Linked DNA regions of Homo sapiens: region 2 is linked to region 1. Evidence: chromatin contacts called from ENCODE Hi-C or POLR2A ChIA-PET data. All regions are on one chromosome and are shown on one strand. Each heading gives the region's core, a stretch centred on a gene start or an enhancer-like site at or near the end of the contact. The rest is flanking DNA. Distances are from core to core; before and after follow the strand shown.

Evidence for each region. Hi-C counts contacts between places; a loop is a spot of excess contacts on that map. ChIA-PET counts read pairs that join two places held with the same protein, here RNA polymerase II (POLR2A). Pooled maps may share reads with other maps.
Region 2: a loop to region 1 is called in a pooled map, with 6 times the contacts of the local background. The contact joins the enhancer-like site here to the promoter of RNF220 in region 1. A Hi-C loop is called at or near these places in 3 of 50 pooled maps. POLR2A ChIA-PET finds 5 or more read pairs at or near these places in 2 of 52 experiments (AG04450 and PC-9).

The regions. Positions count from the first base shown.
Region 1 is chr1:44,403,077-44,408,229 of GRCh38, reverse strand. It overlaps RNF220 (ring finger protein 220), which reads right to left and starts at 2,975. Exons shown (of 15, transcript NM_018150.4): 1 at 2,700-2,975. RefSeq lists an enhancer at 1,560-2,082.
Region 2 is chr1:44,325,081-44,330,233 of GRCh38, reverse strand. All of the region lies in intron 3 of ERI3 (ERI1 exoribonuclease family member 3), which reads left to right. Among named protein-coding and RNA genes, the nearest start is that of ERI3, 28 kb to the left of the region's middle. Within about 2 kb of position 2,298, at least 12 of the 41 ENCODE cell types and tissues checked have a DNase peak (open chromatin) inside an H3K27ac peak, as active enhancers do; they include PC-9, where a contact is called at or near this core.

The DNA of each region.
Region 1 (5,153 bases), core at 1,726-4,225:
GCGAGCGGGTGCATTATTCAGCTCGGAAGAGTCTCGACTGGGAAAAAAAATCAACTCTTTTAGGGAAAACGGGGGAAGAAGAGGTGAAGGCGAAACCTACATAAACTTGGGCCCAACGCGGAGCCGAGCCCACTACTCTTTGGCCCGACCTCTCCCTCCGGCTCTCGGTTGCCTTTGTATATAGAATACTCTGGGTCCCAACAACCTCCGCACGAAACAATCTGCGCCCAACTTTGGGCAACCAAAGCGCCAGTCCAGGAAGAACCGACACGTGCAAGGGCCCCTGGTCCGCAGCCGCGCGGGGCCCGCGGGGCAGGGGCTCAGAGCTGCCAGCCTTCGACCAAAGTCCAAGGACCTCCAGCCCCCGAGCAGCCCCGCCCCGGGGGTCACCCGGGTCCCGCCGCCGCGCGCACCACCGCTTCAGCGGGCAGCCGCGGACTCCTCCACTCCCGCTTCTCCTGCAAATACGGACCGGCGCGGGGCTGCCGGGCCCTTCCAGCTCCTGGACTGCGGATGCGCAGTGCGGGAGGGAGGGTTCTGCGGCCCGCACCGCGGCCGTCCGGCCGCCGCACACCGCGCGGCTCGCAGAACAGGTGTGTGTCCCCGCTCGCTCCGCGCCCGGCCCCGGCCCTGTCGGCCACCAGCGGCGCGACGCGGCGCCGCCCCGTCCTCGGCCTTCCCCAGCCTTGCCTCGAAGCGCAGCAAGCGAACTCACGCCACTTTTGCCGGGTCTCTGCGGGCCAGGAGGGATCGGCACGGAAGACGCCAGCACCGCTCTTCCTCGACGCTCTTTCTGCCTTTCCCCCCTCTGCTCATTCCCCTTTGCAGGAAGAGCCCGCGAGACGGAAAGAGGAGGCCAGGCAAGGCAAAGCCCCCCTGCCCACTCTGCTCCCCCCAGTCCCCTCGCTGCTTCCTCACTGCCGCCCTTTTTTTTCTTTATTTTTCCTTTCTCTCCCCTTTGCCCCTCAAGCCGAGTCCGGAGCGGAGGCGAGAGGCAAGATGTGGCTGCTGGGCGTCGTGGGCAGCGAGTGCGGTGCTCTCCCCCTCGGCGGCTCCCGGGCCAGTGGGCCGGCGCAGACCCCAGACGACCCGGGCCGGCCAGGTAGGGCTGTGCCCCCACACCTATGGCCCGGGCCCCATGCACCCACCCAGTGCGACGCGCGCCTGGCTCAGGGCCGGAACACGGGCTCTCCGCTGGAGCTGCATCCACGACCCGAGAATGCAGGGTGTGCTTAACGGGAAGCGAGAGCTTTCCCCCTGCCTCCTGGCTGCCCTAGTCCCCGCTACTTCGGGACTCCTGCGCGCCCTCGCCAGCTGGGGTCGACCTGGGCCGCGAGCTCTCGGAGAGGCTCCTGGACTGGGGGATGAACCGGGCATCCCCTCGGATGGCCTCACCACCGTGGGCGGCCTCGCCCGGGGGGCCACACGGAAGCTCTCCGCCCAAGTTTGTTGTGCCCTGGAAGAAAAGGCTTTCTCTTACAAAGCACAAAGGCGAAACGCCCAGGCCGAGCCCTGAAAAGCCCCGGGTTGGGGGGCGGGGGTGGGGTGGGGGAGGCCGGAGGCTCCGGAGTGCGGTGGCGGGGCTGGGTTCCGGGCAGAGAAGGTCGCTCGGCCCGGGCTGACAAGCGCGGCGGCAGTGGCCGCAGGACCGCAGCGACCGGCGTGCTCACTGAAAAGTTTTGTTCTTAAGTCAGAAGAGAAATTGTTACTCAGTTTAAGGCAGGTCTAAGATAAAAATAAAACTACAAGTAGAGTAGTCAAGTAGCCCTCGTCTCCACGATCGTCCTCCCGCCTTGCTCAGTAGAACCGCTGGGAGAGGGGGTCCCGACCCCGAAAATCCCGGGAGATCCCACGTGTCGGGCTACTCTACGGCCAGGCCGGTCCAGCCCAGAGGAGTGGGGAGTTTACCGGTGGCGTTTAGAACGGTCCGCCTCTATGCTAGCACCTGCCTCCTTCCTGCCCGCAGAGGATCCATCCATCCTACCCCACCTCCCTCCCTCCACACCCTTCACACCCGCCCCCGCTAGGAAAAAGTCAGCCGAGCACCCGGGGTCCAGGGCTAAACAGCCACTCCCCGGGTATCCCGCGGAGCCGGCTGTGTGTGGGGTGGAGGCTGTCGGGGTAGTTTCTCATTCGGCTCGCCCCTTCTCCATCCGCCCGCCGCCTCGGGCTCCCCACTGAGTACCACCCAGCCCTGGCCTCGCCGGAAATCAACGCGGGGTACATAGGGGAGCCCGGAAATCACCGGGGGGTGCACCAGAGAGCCCGGCGAGAAGGCATTCTCGATATCGACCCGAACAAAGTGGGAATGGGGCTTATTAAGAGACGGAGAAAAGAAGTCCTGCTCCCTTCCCTTGCAGTGCCCTCACCCTCCCAACTTGTCCAATTCCCGCGTCTGGTCCCTCCCCCTTGCACCTCCCCCCCTCCCCAAATAAAACACATTAAGGAAAACTCAAGACGGAAAGTTTGAGCGAGGCAGCGCACGGAGCGCGCAGGGCGCCGATGCCGAGAGGCTCCGTCGCGATGATCCAAGACGCGCCAGTCCGAGTCCCAGTCCCTGCCCCCGTCCAGAGGGAACCGCCCGAATCCCTAGGAAACGGACCCGGAAAGTTAGCCAGGTTCCTGAACAAGCCGGCCGCCCTCGCACCCACCCCTCTTGGGTACGCACACACGTCCACACCCCTTTCTGATCTCCATACTTGCCGTGGAAATTCCTTGGGAGAACGGTCGCACTTTTCAGGACACGGAGGGAAGCAGGCGGAGAGTGTGGTGCATGAAAAGTCCCGGGTTCGCAGAGCCGGCGGAGGCAGCGGCGGCGGCGGCGGCGGCAGCGGCAGCAGCAGCAGCAGCAGTAGGCGGCTGGCCCCGGGTTTGTGTTCGCGAGCTGCCTGGGATTGCATGTACAGATCAAGAGACTCAGTTGGCGTGAGAGAAGGAGCAGTGCTGCCTCTCAGCGCTGGATCTAATCAGTGAATGAGCCTCCACTCTCCCAGGGACTCGGAGACACACACACGCGCGCACACACACACGCACGCACACATTCTCTCACACTCACACACATACAGGCACTCTGAGCACTGAATACATTAGGGCACTAAGGGACTCTGGGAAATGAAGTCCAGACCCAGGGCACTCCTGGAGAACAGACCTGCTGGCCCTCACCAAAGAGCTTGGAAGTCTTGGGGTCGCGAGCCATTGTGAACTAAAGAGAGCGTTGGCTTTTGTTTACATCCCTCCTCCCCCACCCGCAAAGGTCTCAGTGAATGGTTTCGTGCTTGTTGTTCTTCCTTTCCTGAACCAAAAGGGACCAAGAGTAAATGGGCAAAGCTTGAAGACTGACATCCACTGCTGCTTAAATGACCCCCAAATCCTGGGTCCCTCAAAATCTCTGTCTTTTCCCAGAAAAATCTTACCTGCTGCTTTGTTCCTGGAATGCTTCTCTGGGTCTTTGACTATAATAATAAATAATAAATGAATATTAATAAAACTGTAACTTTTGGAGGAGGTGAAGGCCTAGTATAGCATCCAGATGTGAGAATAAAATTTTTTATTGGTGTTTTATTGATGTTTATATTACAGTTCATTTCAGATCATTTCATATCATCCTATAATTCATCAAACACAAAGATAAACAGGGGAAATGGATAGAGAACTAACATTCCTGAGTGCTTTCTAGGAGCCCGGTTATGAGACTAAATGCCTTTACATAATTTCATTTACTCCTAAGATTAATTCTGGAGATAATAATATTACCACTAGTTTATAGAAGAGGAAACTGGGGTTGAAAGGGTTTTGTAATTTGCCCATGAAAACGTGGTTAACAAGTCTTGGATAGCAGGTAGTTCTAGTTCTGAAAGCAAAGTTCAACCAAAATCAAATCCTGGTTTAAGAAGTCATTCCTGGCCGGGCGCGGTGGCTCACGCCTGCAATGCCAACACTTTGGGAGGCCGAGGCGGGCGGAACAAGAGGTCAGGAGTTCAAGACCAGCCTGACAAACATGGTGAAACCCTGTCTCTACTAAAAATACAAAAAGTAGCCGGGCGTGGTGGCATGCGCCTGTAATCCCAGCTACTCAGGAGGCCAAGGCAGGAGAATCGCTTGAACCCGGGAGGCGGAAGTTGCAGTGAGCCGAGATCACACCATTGCACTCCAGCCTGGGTGACAAAAAAAAAAAAAAAAAAAAAAGTCATTCTTTTGTTTTGTAGTTAAGTGTCTAAAACCTCAGATTTCTCATCTGGAAAAAAAAAAGGGAGGGTGGGGAGAAATGGAGTACACACTGATAATCCACTTTACAGAGAACCACATAGGATTATAAATTGTCTAAAAAGAATGAGACTCAAAATCTCATTCTTGCTATTATTTCATTGTCCTTTTTACTTATGTTTAACATTAAGGTAGCATCTAAATATTAAGTATGTTTATGTATATGTGTGCTGTTGGTATTTTAAAATTTTAATTGGCAACTCTAAATAAATTGTTAATTTGATCACTTAGAGTTCTACATTTACAACTATTTCTATAATTCGTGATATCAGGATTATTTGTTGAGGAACTTTATTTTTATTTATTTATTTTTTTTGACATGGAATCTCACTCTCTCGCCCAGGCTGGAGTGCAGTGGTGTGATCTTGGCTTACTGCAACCTCCGCCCCGAGTTCAAGCGATTCTCCTACCTCAGCCTCCCAAGTAGCTGGGATTACAGGCATGCCCCTCCATGCCCAAATAATTTTTAGTAGAAATACGGTTTCACCATGTTGGCCAGGCTGGTCTCAAACTCCTGACCCCAAGTGATCCGCTTGTCTCGGTCTCCCAAAGTGCTGGGATTACAGGGGTGAGCCACCACGCCTGGCCTGTTGAGGAACTTCTAATCCATGTTTAATCATTCATTCATACACCAGCATTTATTATGTTAGGCTCTATTCTTTCCACTAAATTATTATTTCCTGCTGGATTGTAAACTTCATGAAGTCAAGAACCATGTTTGTTGCATTCTACATCATACCCTAAGCACCTTACAGCATCAGTCTCTTAGTTGAATGAATAAACGAGGATATAAAAATGAACTCCTGTCCTCAAAGAGCTCACCATCTAGTAGAGGAGACAAAGAAAGAGTTAGAAATCAATTTGATAACCACTGTAATAAGGATGACCTT
Region 2 (5,153 bases), core at 1,049-3,548, 77 kb after region 1:
TTGCTGAAAGTAAAGGAGTGTTCATACTCTACAATGGGGGTACAGTTGGGGAGCCGGAAAAGGAAATTTGAATGTATTACTGAGTGGAAAAGAAGAAACAGAAATAGATGTTATAAGCCAGAGTCCATGGGAATGGAAAGGAAGTTGTTCCAAGAGGTTAAAAATGTATGTTGGGAGACTGGTACGGATGCAGTACTTGAGAGAGATGCTAGTGGGTTGGACTAGGATGTTAGTTGGTTGGCGATGGTGAGAATGGGGAGAAGTTACATGTTGTAACCCTTAGGTGTGCTAGGAAGGAAACAGGCTTGAGAACCATGTTCTTATGTAGCTCATAACTCTTTTGGAGACTAGTGGCCTACTGAGGAGTCAGTGGTACTGAGGTTTGTTAAGGAGTGGCGCATGGAATCTATAGTTGTTGTAAATGGGGTACTCTGAGTAGAAGATCCGTATCAGGGAGAACATAACAGGCAGAGCTGTTATAGTTGAGTTCCTTAGTGGTAATGTGGGTAGTTATTCCTCTAGGACCTATTTGATGCATTGTTTGGCCATTGGCCTAGAGGAGGTAGGTAGTGATGGTTAGGTAGATAGGATAATAACTGGCTAGAAAGCTTGGAATCTTGCTCTCTAAAAGTGTGATAAAACTGAGAGCCATGATTTGAGATTGCATTGTCTGGAAATGCAGGGACATGTCTGCGTTGTTCACAACACTAGCGGCATTTTAAAGGCCAGCTGGTCAACTGAACGGGATTGGTAGTTACAGATGGGTGGGTAGGGCTGATGAGTGAGATGAAACATGGCATTTTGATCAGGTCTACTTTCACTGGAAAGGTAATGTGACTAGAGAAACAATGTCGGGGGCAGACCTGAAAGGAAATTCATGGTTGATGGTGTTGAATGTGGTGGCTGGTGAGGATAGCAAGGAGTCCCCAAGTAGGTGCCTTAGGATATGCAGGAATTCTGTGATCCTGCTCCAAATTTGTGGCCAGGGTTGGAGAGGCCTTTCTCAGGACCAGAGGCAGTTAGATAGACCAGATAAGCTCCTGGCTTGTGTCTGTAATGAGCGGTCTTCTCATAGGAGAGGTACCCAGTCCTGCTTTTTGGTTCATCTGGACAGAGGAAGGTTTTTTTCTGGAGGGCTGAGACAATAGTGTGCTGAGCACTCTGAGGGTAGCTGATGCCCTGGTCTTGACAGTATTCCTAAAGGAAGCAGGCACTGCCATGACAAGAAGACTTTTTGCTAGCTCCCTGACAGAGATGTGCCAGTCTACTCTGTGAAGTTCTTGGATGTGACAGGCCTGTTTTTCTGCCCTAGCTCTTGGCAGCAAGGAGGATGAAATGTCTGGTGATAAGAGCTAGCGATGGTTAGCAGACTTAGAGGGCTTGACTCGGGTGCTTAAAGTGGGTCAAGTAAGGGTTTGCTCTGAGAAGGGAGCTGAGAGCCATGGGCTCTGATTCTCATTTGGTCAGTACCTCAGCGATAAGGAGTTAGTCACATAAATGTTCTAGACTACACCTTTGCTGTTTAAATTGTGGTCTGAGAACCAGCAGCATCCTCATCACCTGGGAGCTTGTTAGAAATGCAGAATGTCATGCCGGCCCTACTGAAATAGAATATACTGAAATATAATCTGAATATACTAAATATACTGAAATAGAACCTGCAATCTGACACATTCCTCAGGTCATTTGAAGTCTGAGAAACACTGCTGTAGTCTGGACCAGCGGTTCTCAAACTTCAGACTTCAGCGAGCGTCAGAGTCACCTGGAGGGCTGTTAAAACCAAGGCTGTTGGCCCCATCCCCAGGGCTTCTGATTCTGAAAGGCAAGGGTGGAGGCCAGAAATTTGCATTTCTAACAAGTTCTCAAGTGATGGGACTGGTTTGACAACAGCTGACCCTCTTAGCTTTCTCATCTGCAAAACAGGGGAGTGATTCCTGCCTGCTTACGGAGATGTGGGATCATATGGGACAGTGTGTGAGAAATGTGTTCAGTGCATTGCGGGGGTGGGGGGCGGGTATCCGTTTGTGTATTGCTTGCTTACTAGTCAGTGAATTTTTAAAAATCTATTGTCATGCCAGCACAACTGTTTACCTTCCTGGCTGCTGGCCATCATTTGTGGGCAGAGAACAGGGAATCTATGAACCACCCCACAGGCATGCAGTATTCTGTGAAGAGATCAGCAGTCCCTGGGGCTATGGATGGGGATTATTGAGCAAGGCCTCCTGTAGCCCAGCCAGCTTCCCTGGCTCCTGGCCAAGTAGTCTGACCAGAATTCTCAGTCTGCCTGAGTGGGCCTGGTCCTGTCTTGATCACTTGTTACTCACCGCCATTTCTTCACCCCCAGCTAGTGTATCTTAAGGCAATATTTGAATTGGTTTGAAAAATGGTCTTTGTCTAACCAAGCCTCTGATTCATCTTGTGATCCTGAGCAAGACACATGCCTTTCCTCCACTTTGTTGGGTGACTGATGGAACAGGCTTTGGCTGCATGTGCCCAAGTCCCAGAATGTGGACTCTGGACCTTCAAAGTGAGGGAAGCTGAGGTAGACGCTGTTCTGATGAGAATCAGTAGAGCATAGTAGTTAAAAGCATAGATTCCAAAACTGGACTGTCTGGATTTGAGTCTTGACTACCTACTGGTAGTCTGACCTTGGGCAAGTTGCTTGCACTCTTTATGCCTCAGTTGCCTTATTGGCAAAGTGGGGTTAATAATAGTACCAATCTTATAGGACTGATGGGAGGATAAACTGAGTTAAACATATTAAGTGCTCAAAACAGTGTTTGATATGTAATGGCTTATAGGTATTAGCTCTTATTAGTAGAACTAGTACTAGTATTATTCTGATCCACAACCTCCTAATAAGCTGTTGAGATACAGCAGGTGACTGGGAGGCAGGCCCTGCTTCTCTGGGAAACACAGAGAGATCAGGCCCTCTTATCAACATACTGATAGAACCAGAGTACTATCCAGAGAGATTTTTTTGGGCTTGGCACCCTTCCATTTCTAGGCCCTTCCTTAGTGATGCCTCCAGGGGACCTCTCTAGCACATAACCTGAGATTTGTTTAAATTAATTTCATGACAAATGTGTGTCTACAGGTAGCTACAAACAAATCATTTGGTTGTTTGGTGCCCTTGAAGGGTCAGCTTCACAGAAGCCACTAATATCTGAAGTTATTTACAATTGAATATGTAAAAATGTTTGAACTGTGGCTGTTTCTGAGTCATGTACATACAGAGGGAGACACAGGTGTGCACACCTCAGGTGAGGATGTGGTTTCTAAGACTTGGTCTCCTTCATTTATTGGTATTATGTTTTTGAAAAATTCAGATTTCAATAAGGGTAAATTATAATTCACTTTGCACCCATACTCTCCTCAAATAAAGAATAGCAGTGTCTATTTTCAGCCTCTTTTCTATATTTTAATTGCTTTGGGGTCTATGGAGATGGGGAGAGGGGGACATGTAGGTGAAAAATCAGCCTTTTAAAGCTCCGATTTTTTACCCTTCCTTGTCCTGAAACTTCGAGCATCAGCTCTCATCTGTCAAAGTGTAAATCAGCAATTAAAACCCAAACAGCCAAATGCCAAAGATGACCCGAAGCACAAAGCAACTGACAAACAAGTCCGGACAAATCGACGGGTAATTTATAAGCTTTGCCCTAAAATCTAATTATTTGGCAATTCGAATTTGCAGCCAGCCAGGGCTTGGCAATAAATTTAACCCGCCATAAATTATTTAGGAGCAGACTGTGGTGTAAATCAAAACCACGAGTGTTTGTTTAAGAAATAAGCTCCTTGTGCATAAAATGTCTTTTTTTTTTCCAAGGGAGAAACTGTTATTGCAAACCATACCCCATTGCCCAGTGTAGCCCTCACTTCTCCCATCCAACTTACCCTCTTCCCTGTGGCCAGGAGGCTTCTTGATCCTTGGAGAAAGGGCCCGTCTTTGCATGAGACTTTTATCCAAAACTAAATATTTGGGTAAAACCCACATGTTTTCCAGGGACTGCATTTTCTACCTTGTGGTATGTGTTGCTTTTAGATTTTATCAAACCTTTCAGTGCAGGGACACACACTTTTTGGAATTTTCTTCCGAGGGTTGAAGGAATAGATTAGTTGTTTTGAAGGAAAGCCAGTTCCTTCTTCCTAGGTTGGGAGGGGGAAGCCATGAAAAATGATCTGCTCATTCTCTTATTTCAGATAGGACATAGAAACATCAGCTCAGGCAGAGGAGAATCTATGCTTAGGAAAAAAGGGCTAGAATGCTACTCTATTAAACCCTCTGGGCTGGGTGCAGTGGCTCTGGCCTGTAATCCCAGCACTTTGGGAGGCCAAGGCAGACAGATCTCTTGAGGCCAGGAGTTTGAGACCCACCTGGCCAACGTGGCAAAACCCTGTCTTTAGTAAAAACACAAAAATTAGCTGGGCATGGTAATCCCAGCTACTTGGGAGGCTGAGGCATGAGAATCACTTGAACCTGGGAGGCGGAGGTTGCAGTGAGCCGAGATCATGCCACCGTACTCCAGCCTGGGTGACAGAGCGAAATCCTGTCTCAAAAACAAACAAAAAAACAGAATTTATAAACCCTCTGTCCCAGTTTTATGAATCCCAACAGTCTAACCTGAGTGCCTTCTGCTTAAATCCTCTTGTTGTTATTCTATCTTCAAATTTATTTTTATTTCTGCAGACACTTCAGTTGGAGGGAGTTTGAATACCCCGAAAGCAACTTACACATTTATTTCTTGTAATCTACTGATCGTGGGTGTGAAATTTCATTTGAAATGCTGTTGCAGTTGTGTCCTCAGTTTATCAAGGAAATCATTGGGGGTTCCTAGCTGAGCAATTAGAGAGCAGCCAGGGGCCGGGCGTGGTGGCTCAAGCCTGTAATCCCAGCACTTTGGGAGACCGAGGCGTGCGGATCTTGAGGTCAGGAGTTTGAGACCAGCCTGGCCAATATGGTGAAACCCTGTCTCTACTAAAAATACAAAAATAGCCGGGTGTGGTCACGGGTGCCTGTAATCCCAGCTACTTGGGAGGCTGAGGCAGGAGAATTGCTTGAACCCGGGAGGCGGAGGTTACATTGAGCCGGAGATTGTGCCATTGCACTCCAGCCTGAGTGACAGAGTGAGACTCCGACTCAAAAAAAAAAAAAA